Linked DNA regions of Homo sapiens: region 2 is linked to region 1. The links are chromatin loops, found by intact Hi-C in ENCODE. Cell type or tissue: Caco-2. All regions are shown on one strand. Each heading gives the region's core, and the rest is flanking DNA. Links, peaks and the distances in the headings are about the cores only. Region 1 overlaps LINC01702 (long intergenic non-protein coding RNA 1702). Region 2 overlaps GNG12 (G protein subunit gamma 12).

Region 1 (12,331 bases), core at 1,491-9,490:
TTTTGAGATGAAGTCTCGTTCTTGTCCCCCAGGCTGGAGTGCAATGGCATGATCTCAGCTCACTGCAACCTCTGCCTCCCGGGTTCAAGCAATTCTCCTGTCTCAGCCTCCTGAGTAGCTGGATTACAGGTGCGTACCACCACACCTGGCTAATTTTTTGTATTTTAAGTAGAAACGGGGTTTCATCATCTTGGCCAGGCTGGTCTCGAACTCCTGACTTCAGGTGATCCACCCACCTCGGCCTCCCAAAGTGCTGGGATTACAGATGTGAACCACCGCACCTGGCCTGGAAACTGATATTCTATTCTTAACTACTTTGGTGATGAAATCTAATTGACCTGAACTAATTTATTCATAAAACCCTTTCATGTGGCTTTTTATAGTCAGTGTTTATTTTATTTAATGTTAATCTACATGTTTTGCTACACAATTATTAAAGTATTAGTTTAATAATTGGAGTACAACCCCAGACCCTGCTGGGGGTGGCACATACTATGTTATACTTGTAACATTTTTTTTCTTAAAAATGTATACAATTTTGAGTTTCAAAACACACCTGGCCCCAAAGATTTCAGACAACAAACTGTGGACCCATATCTTCCTCATAGGATCATGACAACAGCATGAAACAATGCAAGTAGAATTTCTGGAATACCCTATGTTAATGCCATTTCCCTTCCCCTTTTCCCTGAAGAGTCTTTTCTAAGGCACCAACTACTTCCTTCAAGCAGCAGCCAGAGATCTTTGCTTAATGGCTGGTAAGGTTTTTCTAAACTTTTGGCATCTATATCTGTTGGTCCAACTTGCCTATTAGTCTGTAAACTCCTTCAGGGTAGGGATTGTGTTCCAGTGATTAGCGGCACACAATCTTCCAAAAGTTTAACAAATATTTAAAAAATAGGCTGGGCACGGTGGCTCACGCCTGTAATCCCAGCTCCTTGGGAGGCTGAGGCAGGAGAATTGCTTGAACCCAGGAGGCAGAGGTTGTGGTGAACAGAGATCGCACCATTGCACTTCAGCCTGGGCAACAAGAGTGAAACTCCGTCTCAATAAATAAATAAATAAATGCAGCAATTATTTATTAGATTTCTGGTGGGACTCATAGTCTCCTGATCACATTTTGGGTAGGGATGCACCATGGAAGGGGGATTTACTACAGAAGTACAAGAAAAGTTTTGGAGTCTTGGGGAAGCCAGCAGAAGAGCGCAGCCGTGGGAGGCAATGATAGGGACTCCCTGCATCCAGGTTTGCTTGGCACTCTCCCACTTTAAACCTGTTGTCACAGGACAATCATTGACTCATGTATTAGTCTGTTCTCACGCTGCTAATAAAGACATACCTGAGACTGGGTAAGTTATAAAGAAAAGAGGTGTTTTTGCTTTTGTTTTTGTGTTGAGACAGAGTCTCACTCTGTCGCCCAGGCTGGAGTGCAGTGGTGCAATCTTGACTCACTGCAACCTCCGCCTCCTGAGTTCAAGTGATTCTCATGCCTCAGCCTCTGAGCAGCTGGGATTACAGGTGTGCACCACTATGCCTGGCTAACTTTTGTAATTTTAGTAGAGACAGGGTTTCACCATGTTGGCCAGGCTGGTCTCGAACTCCTGGCCTCAAATGATCCACCCACCTTGGCCTCCCAAAGTGCTGGGATTACAGGTGTGAGCCACTACGCCTGGCCAGAAAGAGGTTTAATTGACTCACAGTTCAGCGTGGCTGGGGAGGCCTCAGGAAACTTACAATCGTGGTGGAAGGGGAAGCAAACAGGTCCTTCTTCACATGACAGCAGCAAGGAGAAGTGCTGAGCAAAAGGGGGAAAAACCCCTTATAAAACCATCAGATCTCATGAGAACTCACTCACTATCATGAGAACAGCAGCATGGGGGTAACCATCCCCATGATTCAATTACCTGCCACTGGTTCCTCCCATGACACATCTGGATTATGGGAACTACAATTCAAGATGAAATTTGGGTGGGGACATAGCCAAACCATATCAACCCCCATTTTTTCTCTTGCATTCTCAAATATATCTTCATTTGGATAAATCATGTGGACACCCTGTACAAGCAGCACCAGGGGGCAGTCTCAGGGTGGAAGGAGTTTTTTTTGTGTGCAGAGTGGAAGGGGAGGGGGGTTCACTAAAAGGAGAGAAGAGGGTGCCTAGAAAGGCAGACTTGAGGGGTGGAGGAGACAGAAGTGAGGCTAGCAAAAACCTAGATCCCCTTAGCAATGATTAAGAGCATAGTCTTTGGAATCAATAGACATGAGGCTACATGCCAGCTGTATAACTTATTGACTGTCTAACATATTGTAGTGGGTTAAATTGTGGCCTCTAAAAAGATACATCCATGTCTTAACTCTAGGAACTTATGAATGTGACTCTTAGAAAAAGAGTCTTTGTAGATGTAATTAACTTAAGGCTCTCGAGAGGAGATCACCCTGGATTATTCTGGTGGGTCCTAAATCCAATGACAAATATCTTTATAAGAGAAACACAGAGGAGAGACCCAGAGAGAAGGAGAAGGCCGCATGAAGATGGAGCAGAGACTGGAGTTATTCAGCCAAGTCAAGGAATGCCTGGAGCACCAGAAGCCGGAAGAGGCAAGGAAGGATCCTCCCTTAGAGCATTTGGAAGAGTGTGGCCCTGCCAACACCTTGACTTCAAACTTCTGGCCTCCATAACTATGAAATAAATTCTTGTTGTTTTAAGCCACCAAGTTTGTGGTAACTTCTTACAGCAACCCTAGGAAATTAACACACAGAGTGTCAGTTACCTAAACATTGTGAGCCTCAGTTACCTTATCTGAAAATGGGGCTAAAACTTAGACCTACCTTTTAGGGCTGCTTTAAGGAGTAATAGAAATTATACATGGGAATTACATGGCACCAAGTTGTTCCTTAATAGAGGGAAACTGTTATGATGGCGGAAGAGCAGTAATGAAATACTGAATTCATCCAGCAGATGGCAGAAGATGGATTTGCAAACAAGAGGACTTCATAAGGTTTGCTGCCCAGCAATGCAGCTCCAGGCCTAAAGTAGCCTTCCTAGCTCACAGACTGATGAGGATTAACCCTCGCCAACTCAAGTGTGCTCTCAGCTCTGTAGAAACTAAACTAATTCTGTTTTCCTTTGACCATTGTACACCACAGAGGCTGGCAATGGAGAATATAAAGAGTGGTGCAACAGAAAATACCTGGGTTCTAGGCTCAGCTCTGTCACCTCATTAGGATTCAGTTTGCCCATCTGTAAAGTAGTGACAAGATGAAATACCAAGTGTAACGTAATTAAAGGGCTGTTGTGATACCAAAATAACATAATGTGTAAAAGTGCTAAAAACAAGATGCCATAAAGCACAGAAGGGGCCCAGGAGAGATTAATTCATGGAGAACTTACTCGTTTTTTTGAGACAGAGTCTCACTGTGTTGCTCAGGCTGCAGTGCAGTGGCGCGATCTCAGCTAACTGCAATGTCTGCCTCCTGGGTTCAAGTGATTCTTGTGCCTCAGCCTCCTGAGTAGCTGAGACTACAGGTGCACGCCACCAAGCCTGGCTAACATTTTTTGTATTTTTAGTAGAGATGGGGATTTCACCATGTTGGCCAGGCTGTTCTCAAACTCCTGTCCTCAAGAGATCCGCCCACCTTGGCCTCCCAAAGTGCTGGGATTACAGGCATGAGCCACTGTGCCTGGCCTAATTAATGGATAACTTCTGCAAGAATCCAGGGTCACGGTTGATTTGTTTATTCATTTATTCACTCAGCAAACATTTCTTTGTGCCAGGCATTGTGCTAGGTCCAGGGAATACTGCTTACGTTGGAGAAGTTCGCATTCTAGTTTGGGTGGACAAACATGTGATAAAGATGTGTACAGGGCATAGTTTTCTCTCAGCAGCTAGGGTAACATTCCAACTCCATGTTTTGGTTTAAGAAACACATTTGATTTTATTTAAAATATTATATATTTTCTCTTTTATTTCTTTTCCCTATTTACAATAAGGCTTACTTGCAAAATTAAGAAATACATTTGAGTGGGTAGTTCCCTTGGTAAAACATTTATATTTCCTTCTTAATTTCTTTGTAAAAGTCTACTCTTAAACACTACTATTTAGAGTTAAGTGAGAAAAGAAAATTGCAGGACAGAATGCACAGAAAGATCTATTTATCTATCTACATAAAAACTGGAAGAATACACTCCCATACTGTTAACAGTGGCTACCTCTAGGGAAAGGGTGAAGTGATATTTGAAAAAATGGGGCTTTTACCTTTTCTTTTCTTTCCTTTTTTTTTTTTAGACAGAGTCTCGCTCTGTCGCCCAGGCTGGAGTACAGTGGTGCGATCTCGGCTCACTGCCAGCTCCACCTCCTGGGTTCACGCCATTCTCCTGCCTCAGCCTCCTGAGTAGCTGGGACTACAGGTGCCCGCCACCACGCCCAGCTAATTTTTTGTATTTTTAGTAGAGACGGGGTTTCACCGTGTTAGCCAGAATGGTCTCGATCTCCTGACTTCGTGATTCACCCGCCTCGGCCTCCCAAAGTGCTAGGATTACAGGTGTGAGCCACCACACCCAGCTTTTTTTTTTTTTTTTTTTTTTGGTTTCTTTTTTGAGACAGAGTTTCGTTCTTGTTGGCTGGGTTGGAGTGCAATGGCGTGATCTTGGCTCACCGCAACCTCCGCCTCCTGAGTTCAAGAGATTCTCCTGCCTCAGCCTCCCGAGTAGCTGGGATTATAGGCATGTGCCACCACACCCAGCTAATTTTGTATTTTTAGTAGAGATGGGGTTTCTCTATGTTGGGCAGGCTGGTCTCAAACTTCTGACCTCAGGTGATCCGCCTGTCTTGGCCTCCCAAAGTGCAGGGATTACAGGCGTGAGCCACTGTGCCTGGCCTTACCTGTTATTTTCTATACTCCTATATCATTTGCATTTTTTAAAAACAAGCACGCACTTCTTTTCCCATTAAAAAAAGAACCGTAATATTTTTTCATGACCCTGTCCCAGAAAACTCTTCTGTACTCACATGGCTAACTCAAACACTGTGGTGTACACTGCTGAGGGAGCTAGTTGTCTCTCTTTTTGAAAGAAAATTAAAAGGAAGAGGAAAGTCCATATTTATTTTCCTTTGTACTCTTGTAGAGGTCATCTAATCGGAAGTGTTCCAAGCTGCTTTAAAGCCCCTCTCCTCTTTAAAGTGGTTTACAAACATTAGCTCAGCACCCTTCAGGGCCTCATAGTGAGGCGGGCTCATATAAGAGGCTAGTGAGTCATAAGGAAGTGGCAGCTGTGGTTGCCATGTCAGTGGTCCTAATAACACCCCTAACATGTGTCTCTGGCTGTACTGTGCTCAAAGGGCTTTCTCCTGCATTATCTGGTGTAACCCTTCTATGACCCTTGGGAAGTCAGGTCAGTACTGCTATTCCTTTATTATATAACAGATGGAGAAATCTATAATATAGGTTCTGGAAAGTGAAATGATAAGCCCAAGATGGGGAGGCCAGTCAGCATGAGGGTTTCACATCACTTATATGTCAATTACTGCACAGCACAAAAGAGAGGATCACTAATGTCAAACCTCGTATAACATAACTTTGACATTGGGGAGGTAGGAGAGGGAGAAGAGCAAACAGTCTTTCTGCCTAATCTGCCCCTTTTTTTCTTTCCTCCCTTCTTTCTTTCTATCCTCCCTCCTTCATTCCCTCTCTGTTTCTACTCCATTGGGAAAAGAAGAGGTGAGGAAGAGGACCCTATTAGAGAAGTAAACAGATCATCACAATTCAGCAGCCAAGTTTTATGCAAATTTAAATTATGCCACAGATTTGAAGCAATGTGCCAAAATATATTAATCAAGTCTCATTTATATGCAAATATTGAAGAAAAGAGAAGCTTCTCACACTGTAAATTAGTCGAGTTTCTCCAGTTCAATACAGGAAGGCTGAGTGACTTGCAGGTGGTGTTCACACTTTTGCCACATGGGGACGCCACCACCGTTGGTAGCCGGACATACTGGCACTCCGTCAGGGTGGAATATGTGAGCATTGCATAACACAAAGTTTCACTCACCCTCATCACTCAGCTTGAAAGGACCATTAACACAGTTTTCTCTCCCATTAAACTAAATTCCTCAAAGGCAAGCTTAGACTTATTCTTTTAAACCCCATCTCCTAGACCAGTGTCTGACATATAGTAACTTACCATTAAGATTTTTTTCTATTAAAAGTATTCTTTTTTTCTTTTCTTTTCTTTTCTTTTTTTTAAGACAGAGTCTTACTGTGTTGCCCAGGCTGGAGTGCAGTGGCGTGATCTCGGCTCCCTGCAACTTCCGCTTCCTGGGCTCAAGCGACTCTTGTGCCTCAGCCTTCCAAAGTGCTGGGATTAGAGGTGTGAGCCACTGTGCCCAGCCTTAAAAAGTATTCTTAACACAAAAAATTTCAAATATATCCCAAAGTACAGACTATAATATAATGAATTCCCTTGTACTCATTATCCAGCTTCAACACCTACCAACTCATGGTCAATCATCTGTCCTCTATATACCCTATTTCTTAGAATCAAATACACAAATGTAAATATTTTGGTGTAAGACACTGTAAAAAAGAAAAGAAAAGGAATGTAATTGCTAGGCCTCTCTCACTGACTTTAAAATACCTGGGTGGGTGGCGGTGGGCAGAGTGGAGAGAAGGAGCATTTTTCTAGAGGTCGCAGCGTTTTGTGGAACAATTTCCTGTAATGGGAAAAATTGAGACGGGTAAGAGGAAGGAATAATGATTATTACATGCCAAGTGTTGTGCATTATTATTTAATTTCACCTTTCTGGGAGATAGAGGTATGACGTACCCATTTTAAAGATGAGGCTCAGAGATGTTGAGTGCTGTATCTTCAGCAAAGCTGGGATTGGAACCCAGCTGTGTGTGGCTTCAAGGTCTGTATTCTCCACCCTCTGATAGGACGAACTTGCAATGCATATCAAACCAAATCCACCCATGGTTTGAGGCTCTCCCTCCCGCCCATGTACCTAAATCCAGCTTCATTCATAGGGCCTTGGGGGACAAGCCCCTGAGGGTTACTCCAGCCCTTTGGAGAAGGGAGGGTTTCCATGCCCAGAGTGTCAAAGGGGAATTCAGTTTCTTATTCAACAGAGCTCATTTCCTCTTGTTGCTTGTCCTAAGAAAATGACTGCCTGGAGTCCCAGAGAATTTGTAAGTAAATTTGTAGGCCAAGAGTGGTGGCTCCCACCTGTAATCTCAACACTTTGGGAGGCTGAGGTAGGAGGATTGCTTTTATCAAGGAGTTTGAGACCAGCCTGAAAAACACAGCAAGACCTGTCTCTACAAAAAAAAAAAAAAAAAAGAAAAAAAAATTAGCTGGGCGTGGTGACACACATCTGTAGTCCCAGCTGCTCGGGAGGCTGAGGCATCAGAATTGCTTGAGCCTGGGAGTTTGAGGCTGCAGTGAGCCATGATCATGCCACTGCACTCATCCTGGGTGACAGAGTGAGACCGTGTCTCTAAATAAATAAATAAATAAATAAATAAATAAATAAATAAATAAATAAAAAGTTGTAAGGGATTAAGCAATAAAACACACATACACTGGTTAGGATAAACCGTTTGTGGGAAAAATCTAAGAGATTGTGTTTAAGTGTGTTCTTGAATAGATTAGACTGGGTTTGATTGAGACTCTAAGGAAATAAACCAAGCCTCAATTACTTTTAGGGGAAGGAGACCCCATTGTAAGAGAAGGAAGCTGACCAGCCATGGCAGCTTGGAAAATGACAAGTCTCAGGGGCAAATGCTGGCAAGGCCTGTCCATTCAGTGTCCAGGCAAGAAGAAAGCTTGGCAAGCAGACCTGAGCAAAGAGGTTTGCCAGGCAAAGCAAACCCTCTAGTGGGTAAGAGCGCTTTGAGCAATTCAGCCGAAAGATAGGTCTTCTATTCAACCTTTGCCACAATTCCTTGCTCGCTCTTCTGGATAATTTGGCTTCTTGGGTATTCGTTTTTCAACAGGGAAAGAACAAAGTGCTCTGGCTTGTGTGAACTTCCAGTACTCTCGAAAGCTGATTTTCTCATTATAAATGAATAAATTGGCGTTCTGGTTATAACTTGGCTTCTCCAGTAATTTGCCTCCAGGGAGAGAATGGACTGATCTCCGTACTAGAGTGTTCTGTCTGCTTGCCAGCTTAACTTCGCTTTGTAAGCGAATAAATGGGCCTCCTGTAGTTATATATCGGCCTCTCAGGGGTGCCTGGTTAATGCCTGGTTTCCTGGGGAAGAAGGACCAGGTGAGAAGTGCCAACAAACAGGTCTCCTGGCCTGCAGGAGAGCAGGCTCCTCAAGTGGAGAAATCATCAAGGCAATGAATGCGGTCTCCTGGGGTCTCTTGGGAGAGAGCTGGTGTCTGAACCACAGTGACACGTGGCCTTAACACGAGGAACTGAACCTTCATGCCCCAAAGGAAGCAAGTTTGGATCCTTTAACCCCTAAGCAGGTTATTCCAGCTCAGTGAGAAGAATCCCTACTTTATTCCCATTGGCATGAGACGAAGAGGTTCTTGGAAGCAAAACTTTGCCATGTCGCTCCTTCCTTTAAAATCCCTTGACAGCCTCTTATTACTTGGAGTATAAAGTCCAAACTCCTTGGCAAGACTTGCCTTTGTGACAGGAAAAATAAAAAAATTATTACTACATGATTTCATCAAATCAAATCCCCTTATAGCTGTAAGGTGTTTTATTATGTGAAGTGCTAATTAATACTGTTGATGAAACTATGATATCCCATTGATCATAAAACACATCCAATTTCAAATAGACTAAAATATGAAAAATATTCAAATCTGAAAGTCACTAAAATATGGTATTTAAAATGAAAGCTGAGAGTTATAATTTTTCCCTTTTAGGGGAGAGATACAATTCACTTTAAAGAAAAATAATTCTGGCTAGGTGTGGTGGCTCACACATGTAATCCCAGCACTTTGGGAGGCTGAGGTGGGCAGATCACTTGAGGTCAGGAGTTTGAGACCAGCCGGGCCAACATGGCAAAACCCCATCACTACTAAAATTACAAAAATTAGCCTGGCGTGGTGGTGGGCACCTGTAATCCCAGCTACTCGAGAGGCTGAGGCAGGCGAATAGCTTGAACCTGGGAGATGGAGGTTTCAGTGAGCCGAGATTGCACCACTGCACTCAAGTCTGGGTGACAGAGCGAGACTCCATCTCAAAAAAAAAAAAAAAAAAAGAATTCTGTTATTTAGGAAAACACGGTGATGGATTTTACATTTTTGAGGAGGTATGGCCTATATGCTTAGGCTTGGATAAGTGAGAACAAGTGAGAGAGACAGAGAGAAAGAGAGAGAGAGCGAGAGAGAGAGGAATTGCTCTATACGGTAAGGAACTAGAGCTTTCCTTGCTGCCAGAACAGTGGGGATGGGGAGATGTGAGGAAGGTCTAGCTTCAGAGTAGTATTCTCTAGAATTACTTGGGAGTTTTCACATGCATGCCCAGCTGGCCCCACTTTCATAGATTCAGACTAAAATGATTTGAGATGAGTACTGGGAATTGTTTTTTTTGGCAGCATCTCGCTCTTGTTGCCCAGGCTGGAGTGCAATAGCATGATATTGGCTCACCACAACCTCCACCTCCCGGGTTCAAGAGATTCTCCTGCCTCAGCCTCCTGACTAGCTAGGATTACAGGCATGTGCCACCATGCCCAGCTAATCTTGTATTTTTAGTAGAGACGGGTTTTCTCCATGTTGGTCAGGCTGGTCTCGAACTCCCGACGCAGGTGATCCACTCGCCTCGGCCTCCCAAAGTGCTGGGATTACAGGCGTGAGCCACTGCGCCTGACCTGGGAATTGGTCTTTTTAAAAGCTTCTAGGAGATTGTAACTGGTGAGACGGAGGAGGTGGAGGGAGGTCACAGGTGCTTAAGAAGATAAAGCTGGCTGGTAAGAACCTTCCTATGGTGGAGGTGGCCTATGCAAGTTGGGGCCGCCACGGTCAGTGTTTAACTGTAAGTGGTTTTCTGTCTGTGCTGTGGCCTTCTTTGGCTCTCTCAAGCCTGCAGTGTGAGCTGGCCATCCCAGCACTCGGACGTTACTGGTGTTTTGGGGAATGGAGGAAGTGAGTTGCTGCCCAGAAAGGAAGATGCAGAGGACAGACTTCAGGGGCCGACTGCAGCAGCAGAGCTGAGAGCAGCGAGGGACAGAGGATCAGGGCCACAGAGCTCAGAGCCGGGAGAGCACCACCTCGCCTTAACCCCAGAACCACACCAAATCTTCAGGGATACTGGGCTTCCCGCTGTTGGTGGCATGGCTGTTTCAGCTTTTCCATTTGAATATTGAATGAAAGGATCATGCCTAAGGGCTTGAGGAACTGGGGACATTCAGAACCAACAGTGGTTTCATCATGTGTTTTATGATCTGGTTCCTGCCCACCTATCCTACCCACTCCACACCTATGGCCTCACCCTCACCTCTATCCTGGGCTGCTTGAAATAGCTATTCACCCTTAAAGACTCAGCCCAAGGTTTACCCGCTCTGAGAAACCTTTTCTTCCCCTCCCCTGTCTTTCACCCCGCTGGATGATTTCCTCCTGCTGCTCCGATGGATCACTGGCAGGCCTCCCAGCATGCCGCCGTTCTGGGTTGAATTGTGTCCCCCCAAAAGATAAGCTGGAATCCTAACCCCTGGTGCCTTATGTGACCTTATCTGGAGATAAGGTCTTTATAAATGTTATCAAGTTAACATGAGGTCATGAGGGTGAGCTCTAATCCCATAGGACTGGTGTCCTTATACAAAGGGAGAAATCTGGGCACAGAGACAGACATGCACAGGGAGCAGGCCATGTGAAGATTAGAGTTGAGGTTTCCACAAGCCAAGGAACTACCAGAAGTAGGGGAGAGGCCTGGAGCAGATCCCTCTCCGGCTCCGCCAGAGGGGAGGAGTAGAGTACACCAAGAGAATAATTAACAGGGGAACCTGGCTAATTCCAGAAAGCTTTTCCAGGAAAGTGATGTTTGAGCTGAGCAGAGACGAATGGCCCTGCTGACACCTTGGTCTTGAACTTCTAGCCCGCAGAATGGTGAGATAGTAAAATTCTGTTTTTCTAAGCCATTCAGTCTGTGGTACTCTGTTATGGCAGGCCTAGCAAATTTATACAGCCTCTGACATGTCAGTGACTTCATGTTTTTAGGTCTGTTACCCCAACTAAGCTATAAACCCCTCAAAAGCAGAGACTGTCTTACTCACTTTTGCACTTCATCTAACACTGCCTAAATGTTTGTTGAATGAATCAGTGATTACAGTTCATCCCCAGTTTCCTGAATCTACTCTCAGAAACAGCACATGGTGGTAGAAAATGCCTGGTGCTTAGTTGGCAGCTGTTACCAGCTCTGCTGCCATCTGTCCATGACTGTCATCAATAACCACAGCAATGACAATGACCCCAGTTTCAGCTAGCATTCAGTGGGCATCAAACTATATGAGAATGCATTTATTCAGTCAGTCACTCGAAAACCATTGAGTGGTGCTTGCTTTGGCAGCACATATACTAAAATTGGAGTGATACAGAGAACATTAGCATGGCCCTTGCACAAGGATGACATGCAAATTCGTGAAGTGTTTTATATTTTTAAGACTTGTGCACAAATACCACAAGCAGCTTTATTTGAAATCGCAAAAACCTGGAAACAACCCAAATGTCTAATAACAGGTTAGTGGATAAACAAGTTGTGGTATACTGGTATATCCGTACAGTGGAATAATTCTTAGCAATGGAAAGGAATGAATTGTCCATATAGGCATCAACGTAGATGAACTCAAAATAATTATAAATGAAATAAGCTAGGTAAAAAATGAGTACATATTATATGATTCCATTTATATAAAATTCTAGAAAATGCAAGCTAATATATAATGACAGGAGCAAATCAATCATACCCTAGAAATGGGGAGAAGCAGAGGAATAGGAGAAAGAGATTACCAAGGGGCATAAGGAAACTCATGGGGGCGGTGGGTATATTCAATATCTTGATTCTGGTGATGGTTTCAAATTGTACACTTTAAATATGTTCAGTTTATTATATATCAATTATCTTCAACAAAGCTATTATAAAATAAAATAAAAAAAAGTCCATTGAGTGACTTGTATGGGTCAGGTTCTGTGCTAAGAACTGAGGATAGAATGCTAACTAAGACCAGCCTGGTCCCAGCCTTCATGGAGTTTATAAACTAACAGGAGAGACGGATCAAGTAGTTGTATAATTACAATGGTGGCAAATACTAAAAGGAGAAGTAGAGTACAACAAGAGAATAATTAATGGGGAACCTGGCTACCCCAGAAAGCTTCTCA
Region 2 (12,331 bases), core at 2,392-10,391, 220 kb after region 1:
GCTTTTTACAAGGATATTGGTCTTTAAGAGATTGAGAATGTTAGTTGCATGTTAAACAATTTTCTGGAAATATATCACAATAGAGAAAATGGTATTTATTTGTCAGTGAAGTGCTGAAAACGGTTAGTAGAAATAACATAGTAAGCCACTTGGGTGTGTTCCTTTGAGTGAGTTTTTGTGTGTGTGTGCGTGGGGAAGAGAATCCTCAAAGGGCATTGCTTGAGTGATGATGACAGTACGAACAATAAATGTAACAGTATTTACTGGATGCTTCCTATGTACCAGGTACTGGTGCTACACAAGAATTACCTCATTTAATCTTCACACTAACCCTATGAGGGGGTACTTCTATCATTCCCACTTTATGTATGGAGAAACAAAGGCATGAAGAAATCAAGTAAATTACAGCTAGCAAGTCATAGAGCTGGGATGTGATCCTAGGTAGATCAACTCCAAACTTTTGCTCTTAAATGCTGGTTCCCCGGGTGCCTACTAAGCAAGATTGTTCTGGGTTAAACAGCAGAGTTTTTGTACTGCCAACTGCTGTCCGCAACTCCAGAGCCTGAGATGAAATTCTCAGGTGTCCAAGGAAAGGCAGAGGCTACCCCTGGTGTTTCCTCTCCACTGTGCCCTACACTGTGCTCGGGCACTTCTTTAAATAACTGATTTTCAGATATACGAAGAACATTTGTAAGAAGGAGCACCAGTTTATAGTCTGCAGAGAGGGCCCACGTCTTAGTGCAGCGCCATGGAAATGGACAGAGACAAGGCACCGGTTCCAGAATCACACATATGTGACTGCTACTCATGGGGCAGGAGCTAGGAGGACTCAGGTTTTTTTGTGAAAGGCCATGCAGATGCTATTAATATCTCATTTCATCCTCACTAGAACCCTACAAAGTATGTAACATGTCCCATGTTACAGATGGGAAGAGCGAGCTTTGGTCATCTGCACCAAATTATACACTTAGCAAGGGGTAGATCCGGCATTTGAATCTCTACCTCCAAATCTTCTGTCCCTCCCAGCACATCTCCTAAGAGAGAATGTGATCCTATTTAAAACTACAACCAAGAGTAGTGGCTAAGTTCACAGGCTGGAGCCAGAATGTCTGGGTTTGACCAGCTCTGCCACCTACTTGCTATATGACTGAGGGCAAGTCGCTTATTTTCTCTGTACCTCTTTCTATATCTGTAAGATGCGAATAATAATTGCACCTATCCTATTGGATTGTATTGAGGAATGAATGTATTAGTATTTGTAAAGTGTTTAGCACAGTGCTTGGCACATGGTAAATATTTACTTAAGTGTGTGAAATAAATAAAAATGTAAAACTTTCTCTTGTATGGGTACTTATACACAGACGACAAATAAACCAGGGTAATAGATGTGTCATCACAGAAAATTTATATAAATCAACTTTCACAGTTGCCAATGTAGCAAGCCCACCACAAACACTGTTGTGGGACCTGATAGCTTTCCATCTGAATTGTTGATGTGAAGAATACATTTGGAAGAGTCCTGGGCTTTAGTCTCAGATCTGACATGAATTACTGCGTGACTTGGAGAAGGCATTTCACTCTTCTGGGCCCTGCTTCTTCCCAGGTGGAAAGCTGCCCCGGTGACCAGGCAGCATGGCATTGGGAAGGAAAGTGCCCAGAAATGGCATCCAAGCCCCACAGGGTCTGGTTCTCCCACATACGAATTTTATAACTTTGGACAAAACTGCTTTATTTCTTTGCATCTCTATTTCTTCTCTCTAAAATGGAGAAAATGGTGTCCGTCCCCTTATTTCACAGGGTTGGGGGCAAGTAAGAAAGGGAACATTAGAGCCCCTTTGCAAACAGGGCTCTCCACAGGCATCTCCTTTGCTGGGTAACAGGTGGATACTTAGTAAGTATTTGTGGTTTCCAAGTCAGTGTAAAAATCTAAAAAATAAATAAATACATAAATAGATGTTTGTGGAAATGACGTGTAGCACCTATCATTGTCTGATGTAGTTTTCCTTGTTTGTTACTTGTTTCTCCATCCCCCTAGAAGCTAAGGTTTCTGAAAGCAAGGACATCTCTGTCTATATCCCTGCAACTGTTAAAGAGTCAGTACTTAATAAATACTTATTGACCGAATTTGTGGAAAGTATGAATACATGAACCAATGAATAAATGACTCTGAAGTTACATGAGAAGCAAACAAACTTACCTAAAGATATTAATGAAAGTCCAAAGTCCTAAGAAACAAGGTATGCAGGACTAAAGCTCTTGGTGTATTGTATCATCTGACTCCTCTAAATTCTTTTCTTTGGGGAGGTGGTTTGGGTGGAGAAATGGCAGAGTTAAGATACTATAAAGTTGTTAAATTAACATACTCAGCAGGTCCACAGACTTTCTAAAGCTGAATACCAACTGGGATAATTAAAGGCCAGAGCCTTCTTTTTTAATTGACTCTCCAATAAACTACCTGCTGACAAAGGCATAGTTAAGTTGATTCCTGCAAGAATAAAGAAACGTTTCTCTTCCATTCTTAATTTTTTAAAAAGTCCCCACTTTCCCCTCTAGCTCGATGAGCACTTAAATTCACCAGAATTAAAAAGAAAGTTACCAAATACTTTTTTTTTTAAACTAAGCAAGCCTGTAACATCCCTTCTTCTCAGCAATCAACTCATGAAGGCACGGAAGTGGCTTGTGCTGAGGAAGGCATTCGGAGGGAGCTATGGGGGCGGGGGAGGTGGTCACACCAGCTCTTCACCAAGGGATGGAGAAGTGCCCAGGAGCCTCCCTCATTCCTCTCCATCCCTGTGGTCTAAAATAAAATCTACCATCTAAAAAATACTGTTCTAAAAATAGGGAGTTTGGCTTAAATCCACCAGTTGGTGTTTTGATTTTTAAATTATGTGCAAAAAATTACGCTTAAGACCCAGAGAGTATTAGTAAGTAATTCAAGGAGGTTGCCATTTTATTTTGATTCCAAAGTTCTAAAACATTTATTCTCTCAGAGTCTAAGGAAAGGTGAAAAGAGACAACAGAAAGGGGGTAAAATGATGTAGAAGGCTTAAATTCCAGTTTGAAAGTGAAAGGCAGCTAAACATTCCTAAAGCAAATAATATACTTTAAAAGTGTGTGTTTTTTTTTTCTTTTTTGGTGGTGGAGGCCATGCTATAATTCACTCTAAATAAGTAGAAGAAAAACTGGTGAGTTTCAACTTAGTTACTCCTATCTTTCCTGATACCATTTTGGGATCCAACTTTTATGCACACAAAACTGCAAATAATTCCTAACATGCAGTTTTAAAAGCATAAAGAATCTTTTTGTTTGTTTGTTTTTGAGACGGACTCTTGCTCTGTTGCCCAGGCTGGAGTGCAATGGTGCGGTCTCAGCTCACTGCAACCTCTGCTTCCCGGGTTCAAGTGATTGTCCTGCCTCAATCTCCTGAGTAGCTGGGACTACAGGTGTGTGCCACCATGCCCAGCTAATTTTTATATTTTTAGTGGAGATGGGGTTTCACCATATTGGCCAGGCTGATCTCGAACTCCTGACCTCAAGTGATCTGCCCGCCTCAGCCTCTGGAAGTGCTGGGATTACAGGCGTGAGCCACCGCGCCTAGCCCATAAAAAATCTATTGAGTGTTCGATGGCCCAAGACTGTATCATCTTTGGAGTAAGAGTTTTAAAGCCTCCCTCATCAGACACCAATCATAACCAGAATGTATTTTCAGAAAGGTGTGCTATTACAGTATCTTGATTAATGAATATTAATTTTACATGAAATTGGGCTATTTTAAAAAAGCTTTCACTTAATGAGAGTGAGGTGGGCAAGTAGTGTTATAAGAAGCAAATATTAATGCTATCTGCTTCTGGACAGAAAGACTGAAGTACCTAAAAAGTCTGATTTTACATGTGAACTTTAGCAACACAATTTTCAGCTCATCTCTAAAGATTTGAACTTGTGTGTGGGTAGCATCATGTGTGGACCACAAAAGTCACCATCTCTCCTCCTCTTCCCGGAACAAACACCCACAAACTGATGGGGATGCTCTGAAGGTTAAACTGGATCTTCTAATTGTCCAGGAACGTATGCTATGCAAACAATGTTGGCTCCCTGTACCAAGGCAGAGCTATTGTGGGACTTGAGGCTGCTGGCTATGAGGAGAAGGATGGTGGGGCACAGTTCTATTCACTGGGGCAAAGTGGGAACCCAAAAGAGGGTGGCTGAAATGTTTTATTATCCTAATCTTCAGAGGACAAATAATTACAGAACATTCTATATCAGAACAAGAGACTGTTAGTCTGCATGAGGGGGCAGGGAGAGAAAGGCAGAGGGCAGAGATAAAGAACTTTCCTTTTTGTGGGGGCAGGGAAAGGAGAGAACCTAAAGGGTGGACTACAATTCACTTTTCGAAGGAGTTTTCTGTTTGTAATATGCTTCCTTTGAAGAGTGGAAGTTCTGGGCATTTGGAAGTTTGGTTACAGATCAAGAAAGAAATTCCTGGCTTTCCAGAGTTTGGTGGCTACCAATCAAAGGTCAATCAGATACAAAAATCAGAGTAGTCCTGAAACCATACCATAGGCTACTGGGAAGATGTAACATGCTTTATAAAAAAATAACAATAATCTCTTGCATGCATTTTTCTCTTCAGTGAAACACAGGGATATGAGTTCTTTAAAAGAAGTAGCAAGAAGGGCACAAAAAACAGAAATCGTGCTTGGGGGGATAAGAAGAGAGGGTGGAGGAAGAAGTGCAGCGTCTTTTGGGATGGCAGCTGTTTTATTCGCACCCTCTAAGAGTTCCTGAAATAATTAACATGCACTGCCATTCTTGTTTTTCCAGTGGTGATTTCATCTAGTCCCTACAGAAACTGAGAATTAAATGTCATGGTTTTGTGTTTTGGAAAGCAAAACTCTCCCCCAAACAAGGGAGTTCTGAATACTGCTGAGAGCATGTGAGATCTGAAAAGTCTGCAGAGTGCTAATCATTAACATGCTACTTTTGGAGGCAGGACTGCCCCTTTCTTTGCTATCACATTTCCTTCTATTTGATCCTGCCCTGTACTGGTTTACTTTCTGTTTCTCCCACTCATTACCACGCATTCTTCCATAACACATGTGAAGTCCAGAATAGCCTCTCCCTTTCGGTTGGCCAACTCAACACTTCCCTTACAAACTCTCCTTAAAAAAAAAAAAATCATCTCTGACTTATTTTCCAAGGACTTTCCCTCTTCCCACTCCCCTGGAGGGGAGGAGGTGGGGAACAACCAAACCCTCCATTTCTTCCTGAATAATGCAGGAGAATAAAGCAGAAGGTCTACAGACATTACTTATAGTAACCGCAAATAAAAAGGTGTCTAAGAAGAATAGTCTGCTAACTTAGTTTGGAGGGAGACAGATTTGGGTTCGCATCCTGCCTTTGTCATTTGCTCGTAGTGAGACTATGGATAGGTCGCTTAACCTTTCCCTAAACCTCTGTTTTTTTCACCTGCAAAATGGAACTTTACATTAGGGTAAAATTATTATTTTAAGATAACAGTATTAGGAGTTTTAATAATAAAAAAGCCCTTCCAAGGCTGTAAAGGGAATTAAATGAGACAAAGCATATGGAGTGCCTGGAACACAGTAAGCACTCAATAAATGTTTGCTGCTACTGATGATGATGTAAATCTTTTGAGGAGGAATGTCATCCTTTCCCCCACTGCATATATAGTAACACGGATTCAGTGCTTCTCAAAGCTAAAATACAGTACCAGGAGGAAGGGTCTGGGTACAACTGTTTGCTGATTGCTGCCCCCAGGAAGCACGTCTCAGAGGCAGCCTGCACGACAGAGCAAAGGGCTTATTTTAGGAGCCTCCAATCAGGACAGACTGGTTGATCTGGATGCCTCACCTGGCAAGGCAGCCTCAGCCACACGCCCATCTCCACAGGCTATCGGCATTCCCAGTGGGATGCACCACAGCCCCAGACTGAGAATTTTTATCCACAACTTGTTCCCCTCTCCTGATCTCCCTTCTCCCTTTTGGAGACCTCAAGGCTGGAGAGAAATGAAAAGCAACAGCTCTGCCTGACAAATAAGGTAAGGACTCTGCCTCTCAGGTGCTGAGTCACTGGTTAGGAACTGTCCCATCTACAGACTCTCCCAGAAATTTACACAAAAACACAAAGTTGGGCTCCAAACCTTGGGCACTCTCAGAAAGGCTATGATTCACCAGGGTGTGCTTCAGAACTGAAACTCTGGGTACAGAAGGTACCCACTGCCCAGCCTGCCAACAACCTATCTTCCTTTAAACAACAAAAACGGAGCAGAAAGAGGAAAAAAGCCTGAACCTTTCCTAATAAGGTAATACCACATGCCATTTGTAGTTTTGAATTGCTTGGCACGCCAGGATCATATGACATTCACCGCAGCTACTGCTTCATGCTTGTGTGAGGCTCTCCAGGAAAAATGAGAGAGTCTTTGGTGTGCCTCTGGGGGATTACAAACGAACAGGGAACATGTTCTCCCAGTGGAACCTCACATTTTCCTGATTAACCACACTTGCCTCACATCCCTCTTTCACACTGCTGCCTGCAGGCCTCTTGCTTTGTGGGCTCAGGCATTGTAAAAGTTCTCAGGTTGCTTTGTATGCAGGTTTTCTCTCTCCAACGAGGTGCACGCTTTTTGAGGGCAGAAACACTCCTTTATTTCTTTTGTTTCACCCTGCTATGCTCATCACAGCGTAATTCACCCAGCAGTTACTCAATAAATGCTTGATGACAGACTAGTGCTGAGAATTTTACAGATCAGTAGGTGATCATTTTATATCATTAGCCCCTAACTTACAAATCGGCAGGGTTTCAAAAGTTGGTTTCAAAGAAGGTATTTATGTAGCATATTTTCCCATAGAAACAGTGTTATAACTGGGGCTTAGGTTTCCAGGCCCTCTTATTTCTCAGAATATCCTATATCTACTTACATGCAGTCTTATTGAGCTCTCTCATTTGCCTCAGACTCACATTAGACTGCCAGTATATGTGCAGGATAAACTCTAGTTCTTTCAGTTACAGCAATGCTGACTTGCACAAATTTCCTTTCCCACTTATTAGTCGTATTTTCATATTTTATGACACTATATGTAGCAGCAGGTAATAAATTACTCATCATATACTTTAAAAATAACACTAACAGGTAAGGAGTTATTTTTGCTCCTCATTAAAAAAGATGCATGAACTTTTGTTTTTCCTTTTACATTAAAATATTTTTCACCAGTTTTTAACCTCAGTTATTATTTGGGCCACTCCAGACTTTCCCAACCATTTACACACATTCACCCCCTCACCCACCCACCCACGCATCCACTCATAGTCTACCAGGACTGCCCATTTACATGGATACACATACAGACACACACACACACACACACACACACACGTGCATATACACACACGTTTTAAAATGCATTCTGGGCCACTAAAAATATTTATTAGCCATTATAGAAATGAATGACATTAGTTTTCAAAGTAAAAGCTATAGTTGTTCAACAGAGAGGCAGAGTCTGTGAGCCACTTCTCACTACAGCATAGGGAGAATGTTTAATGGCACCTCTGGGAATAATATAGTATCTGAAGAAAAAAGCTTTCAATGGCTCAGGGGGCAGGACAGTCACCTTCAGTTGACTGTCCCACAGTTAGGGTCTCTGTACCCAGTCTCCTCCAGAGCCTCAAGAGTGGCAGCTCTGGGGAAACACTGTCCCCTGTCCAGGGTGGGGTCTTCAAACAGGTCAGGGTTGCTGTGTTTGGGGTCTTGAGTACAAAAGTACATGCACACAAATGTCGACTGGCGTACTGCTTCTGGGATACTTAGGTAACCTGAAAAGCCATACCTCGGCCCTTATTCCCATTCAATAGCATCCTGAAAAGAAATCTAAGTGATTTTCCAGCATGGCTTGTGAGACATCTCTTGTGTCTCTATGGCTGGTGGAAAGAGTTATCATGCAGATGCTCTAGAAGAGTCAAACCCAAACCATAAGCAAACAGAAACCTCTCTCAAGACTAATGTGCTGAACACGGGTACTGAATGAGGTGAGCCTCTCCCCATTTTCTGGAGTCCACAGCTGTCTTTCTAAGCTAAGTCGGCATTTAAGTGGCACAACAGAGATGCCAGGTTAATGGCTGTGAAGGATGACAAATATCAGTATGGTCGTATTACATCTGTCTTTCAGCAAGAGTTATTACCAAGACATAAGAAACTGCAGTCCCTTCCCTGCCCCATAGCACCTCATAGTTACTCAATGTGGCCCATCCTCAATTGATTACGCTGACCCTTTAATGAGAAGTTCTGATAACCATATGCTTGTTAGCAGGCCTTTTCTTTGATCAGCTCTTACAGGAAATCTAACGTATACTCCTTCACTCTCCCACCACTGGGAGAAATATAATTGAATCAATGCAGTAATTAAGTACCCCATATTCATCTTTCCTTGGCGTTTCAGGATGTTGCTCTGGTTCCAGGTCTCACTGGAGAGAAGAGGGCAGCTGTCCAGAAGTAGCAAGTATAAGAGACTGGTCTGAATGTACCAGGATCACAACAGACATTTTGAAAGTTTACTTTGTTTACTTTGTCTCTGAAAAATGCCAAGCATGTAGGAGTTTGGGGTTAACAGGTTGCATGCAGTCAGATCCCAGTACCTTGAGCTGTTATTCTAATTTAAGGAATGCAGACATGTGGCATGGAGGTTGCCTCTTTTCCTCTTGCACTCACGGTAGACATCCCTAATGGATCAGCACTCATGGCAGCTATCACTAATGAGTCATGGTGTTCTTTCCTGTTGGGCCCAGACATGAGCTAGTTAATACTTCTTTTCAACACCTCGCCCCAATCACATAAGTTGGAAACAATGAACTATTTTTGTTCTAATTGATTTCATATACTTTAATTTCTTTCCTTAAAGTAACTGACAGTTGACTAAGGTATCATTACTTTATTTTAGCAACATTCTCTCTATACTTCTTAGCTAATTCCTCCACTAATCTGAGCTACAAATAATATGGGATATCATCCATTGCCAGACACTGTTAGACACTAAGTGCCAATTTATGTCCCTGTGTCCTTACAAAAATCTCAAGGCAGGGAAAGGTGGCTCGAATCTGACCTGTATTATGGCTTCCAGTAACCTTTCCAGGTGACTGCTACGCTGAATTATTGGCCTCCCTTTGCTTCCTACAGTGTCACCACTGCATTCACTTTGTCATACTACAATGGTCTGTCCATGTGCCCTCTTCCCTACTTAGCTCCACAACAGCAGGACCCATGTCTTACTTAACCTTTCAATGCCCAGCACATGGAACACTGCTGAATATAGAGTGGGTGTTTGGTAATTATGTTGAAAGAATTTTTTTTTAAGTTCTTGTTTTCAAATACAAGTTGAGCATCCCAAATCTGAAAATCCAAAATCCTCCAAAATCTGAAACTTTTTGGGCTCTGACATAACACTCAAATGAAATGCTTACTGACGCATTTCAAATTTGGGATGCTCAACTGGTAAGTATATAATGTAAATATTCCAAAACCTGAAAAAAAAAAAACCTGAAATCTGAAACACTTCTGGATCCAAGCATTTCAGATAAGCGATTCTCAATCTGTACTTGCTGAGTTTCAATTCATGCCCTACAGTGAACATCACCCATGACAAGTCCTGCGACTGGAGGAAATTTACTTCATAAAGTAAGGAGTGGTGGGCAGGCCAGCCAGAACTGAAGCGGGGGCCAGGGCAGCCCCGATACCTTCCATGAATCAGCTGTTCGCATGCACCTCCCCTCCAAGCATGAAAAGCATTCACAGCTCAGCTTCTGCCTCCATGCTTCACTGCTGGGTTTGCAATTTGCCTTTCTGTACCTCCCACACTGGACTGTGCTCTGTATCCCTAGCACTTACTAAAGTGTTCGGTCAGTGGTGAATAAAGATCTTTGAAGGGGTCTGTAGTAAAGACAGCACTGGCCTGAGACTGGAAAACGGGGAGCTACTTCTAGAACTGCCCTGATCCCCTTGGGTGGTTTCTGTCTGAGTTGTTTTTGTGGTGTCGGTGAGAGAATGCCTGCCCAGCAGGACAGGTGGCGGGCGTTAAGTGTGGCAGTGTATGTGAGCACTCTGCCAGGGTAAAGGTAGGCGCTCCCTTCTCCTCTTCATGAGGCTGCCCTACACGGGCTGCTGTTGTCATTCCAGCATGCCCTGCCCCTTTGGCCACTCTCCTCTGGGCCACTTTGTGCAGCTCAGTGTAACAACTTTCTGTTCCCGGTCGTGCCCGGAGAGTTGTGAGCTCCCCACCTCTGCGCATGTTATTTCTTTTCCTTCATCTCTCCTCACCTCCAACTCTGTACAGATTTCTGGGCAGCTGGAGGGCAAGCTCTTGGCCTGGCCCACAGGTGCTGTGTGCTATGACTGCCGGTCACCTCTTCAGCTTGGTCCCAACCACGCCTACCTCCCACACACTAAGCCCCGGTCATACCTGAACTCATCATTCCTGTCCCCACCACAAACCTCCGCCTATTGTTGTGGTCTCCAGCTCAGGGAGTGGCACTGTCATCCAGGCAGCTGCCGAAGCCAGACACCCCAGAGTCGTTCTGGACTCCCCACTCCTCCACCACACCCCTTCTTCTGTCTCCAAGTCCTGCTTACGCCACCTCAATATTTCTCAAATTAGTATATTTTTACCCCACTGCCCCACCCTAGTTGGGAGTATAAGCAGCTGGCCCCTGGATCACTGTAGCACAGCCATGGCTGTCTAGCTGGTCTCTCTACCTCCCCTCAATCCACTCTGCACACCCAAAGTGATGTTTCTGTAAAGAAAAGTTGACTGTGACCCTCCCCTTTTAAAGTTCTGTCCACAGTTTAGATATCGCTTCCTGCAGGAAGCAGTGCTGATGCAGGAAGCCACAGCACCTCCGTCTCTCCCATCAGGATACCGAGCACACTTGTTGGTCTTCTGCATTAGAGGCCACTCCGTGAGGACTTCCTTGCTCTCCTCTGAGCAGTGGAAGGTTTTTAATCACTCCTTGTGTAGCAGGCACTCCAGCCTGCTACCTGACAGCCATCTAACTCCCTCCTCTCTGCTGGTAGAACAAGTTCACTCTTTCCTCATGTGATGAAGGTAAATCCAGATTGGTCTAGGCCACATGGATGGCCCCAGACCACTTCTGAGTGTTTAGTGGTGGGCATGTGCCCCAGTTCTGACCAGTGAGACATGAGGGGAGGTTGGCTTGGGAATTTTGAAAGGTCTCTTCATTCATAGAGAGATGCATAAGAAACAGTTCTTTATCTGTCCGCCTTGGCGTTGTTACAAGAGGATGGGATGCCTTTGACCTTTCTGTACCTAGGAGGAGAGCTTGCTGATGCTCTGAGGATAGCAGAGTAGGTGGAAAGAGCTTGATGGTGTTGAGCTGCTGAATTACCAAACTGGAAGCAGACTACATGTGGACTTCTTTTTATATGAGATGGTAAGTTCCCTTTGGTTTAGGCCATTTTGAATTGGGTTTTCTGTTACTTGGAGCTCAAACAGATTACAGATTCTTGGGCACTTTTCACTTCCTATTTTGTCTTAGAGGTACTTATTAGGTACAAATCTTGTTTCTTGTTTTAGACTGTGGTCTTTTTAAGGGCAGCATTTGCATTTTGATAGATCCTTGTATCTCCCAGAGGCTGGTGGCTTGTCCTACTCTTGAGATTGAATGAAGAGCCAGCATCGTCTTCCGGCCTCACACTATAAGGTCTCACAACCTGTAGATGGGCCTTCTTCAGGGGCTTAATTTCTTCATTTATTTTTACAAATGTTCAATGTAGGAAGAAACATGAACAAAATATAAAAGCTCTACAGTCCACTCTAGGAGGCAAACCTATCACATCCATCCTTATATACCTCACTGTACTGAACACATGCTTTGTGCAAAGTGGATACTCAAAATGTTTGCTAAAGGAATAATTTAATTTGCCTCTGATGAGTCAAGAGCACTTAGGACTTTTATAATGTCCTAAGGTCATAACGAACAGTAATTACCGACAAATAGTGCTAAATATATCCTGGTTCTAGGAGATCACTGGTAGTAAGGTTTTGTTTGTTTATATGACAGCCTTGATCCACCAAGATGCTAAAGCCTTAAAATAGAACAAGCAGAACTAGGCTTTGTACAGTGAAGCAAAAAAATAAAAGTTTGAGCAGCAGAGCTGCCCACTGGATGTGTGCTGAATGCCCATCTTACTTGTGCCTGGCCCTGGGGCTCAGCCAGGTAAGACGAACCCATTGTCCTCAAGGGGCTTAGAGTGTGGGAGTGGGAGGAAGAAAAACAGACAACTTCAAAAGAGTGCAGTAAATGTTAT

The links. A loop is a pair of places that touch in the nucleus more often than their neighbours do. Peaks named below come from ENCODE experiments on the same cell type or tissue, not always from the same donor. Only the 100,000 strongest peaks of a DNase experiment are listed, where the experiment ranks them.
Region 2: it touches region 1 in a loop (4-fold over the local background); 25 of 110 quality-filtered maps call a loop at or near these places.

Annotation. Positions count from the first base shown.
Region 1 is chr1:67,529,621-67,541,951 of GRCh38, forward strand. It overlaps LINC01702 (long intergenic non-protein coding RNA 1702), which reads left to right. Exons shown (of 4, transcript NR_199729.1): 2 at 33-129; 3 at 609-758; 4 at 2,486-2,710. It also overlaps the pseudogene RNU6-1031P. Among named protein-coding and RNA genes, the nearest start is that of LINC01702, 13 kb to the left of the region's middle. RefSeq lists silencers at 3,606-3,900, 9,715-9,897 and an enhancer at 5,866-6,160. In Caco-2, for the core only: CTCF peaks have their summits at 2,954 (motif pointing right), 5,956 (motif pointing right) and 6,156; DNase peaks (open chromatin) are centred at 3,011, 5,241 and 5,981.
Region 2 is chr1:67,743,820-67,756,150 of GRCh38, forward strand. The region is part of intron 2 of GNG12 (G protein subunit gamma 12); the gene reads right to left. LOC105378781 (a long non-coding RNA gene) reads left to right here and starts at 10,929. Exons shown (of 4, transcript XR_007066163.1): 1 at 10,929-11,454. RefSeq lists an enhancer at 2,092-2,913. In Caco-2, for the core only: no CTCF peak of the experiment used is centred there; DNase peaks (open chromatin) are centred at 5,044 and 5,872; H3K4me3 peaks cover 839 bases.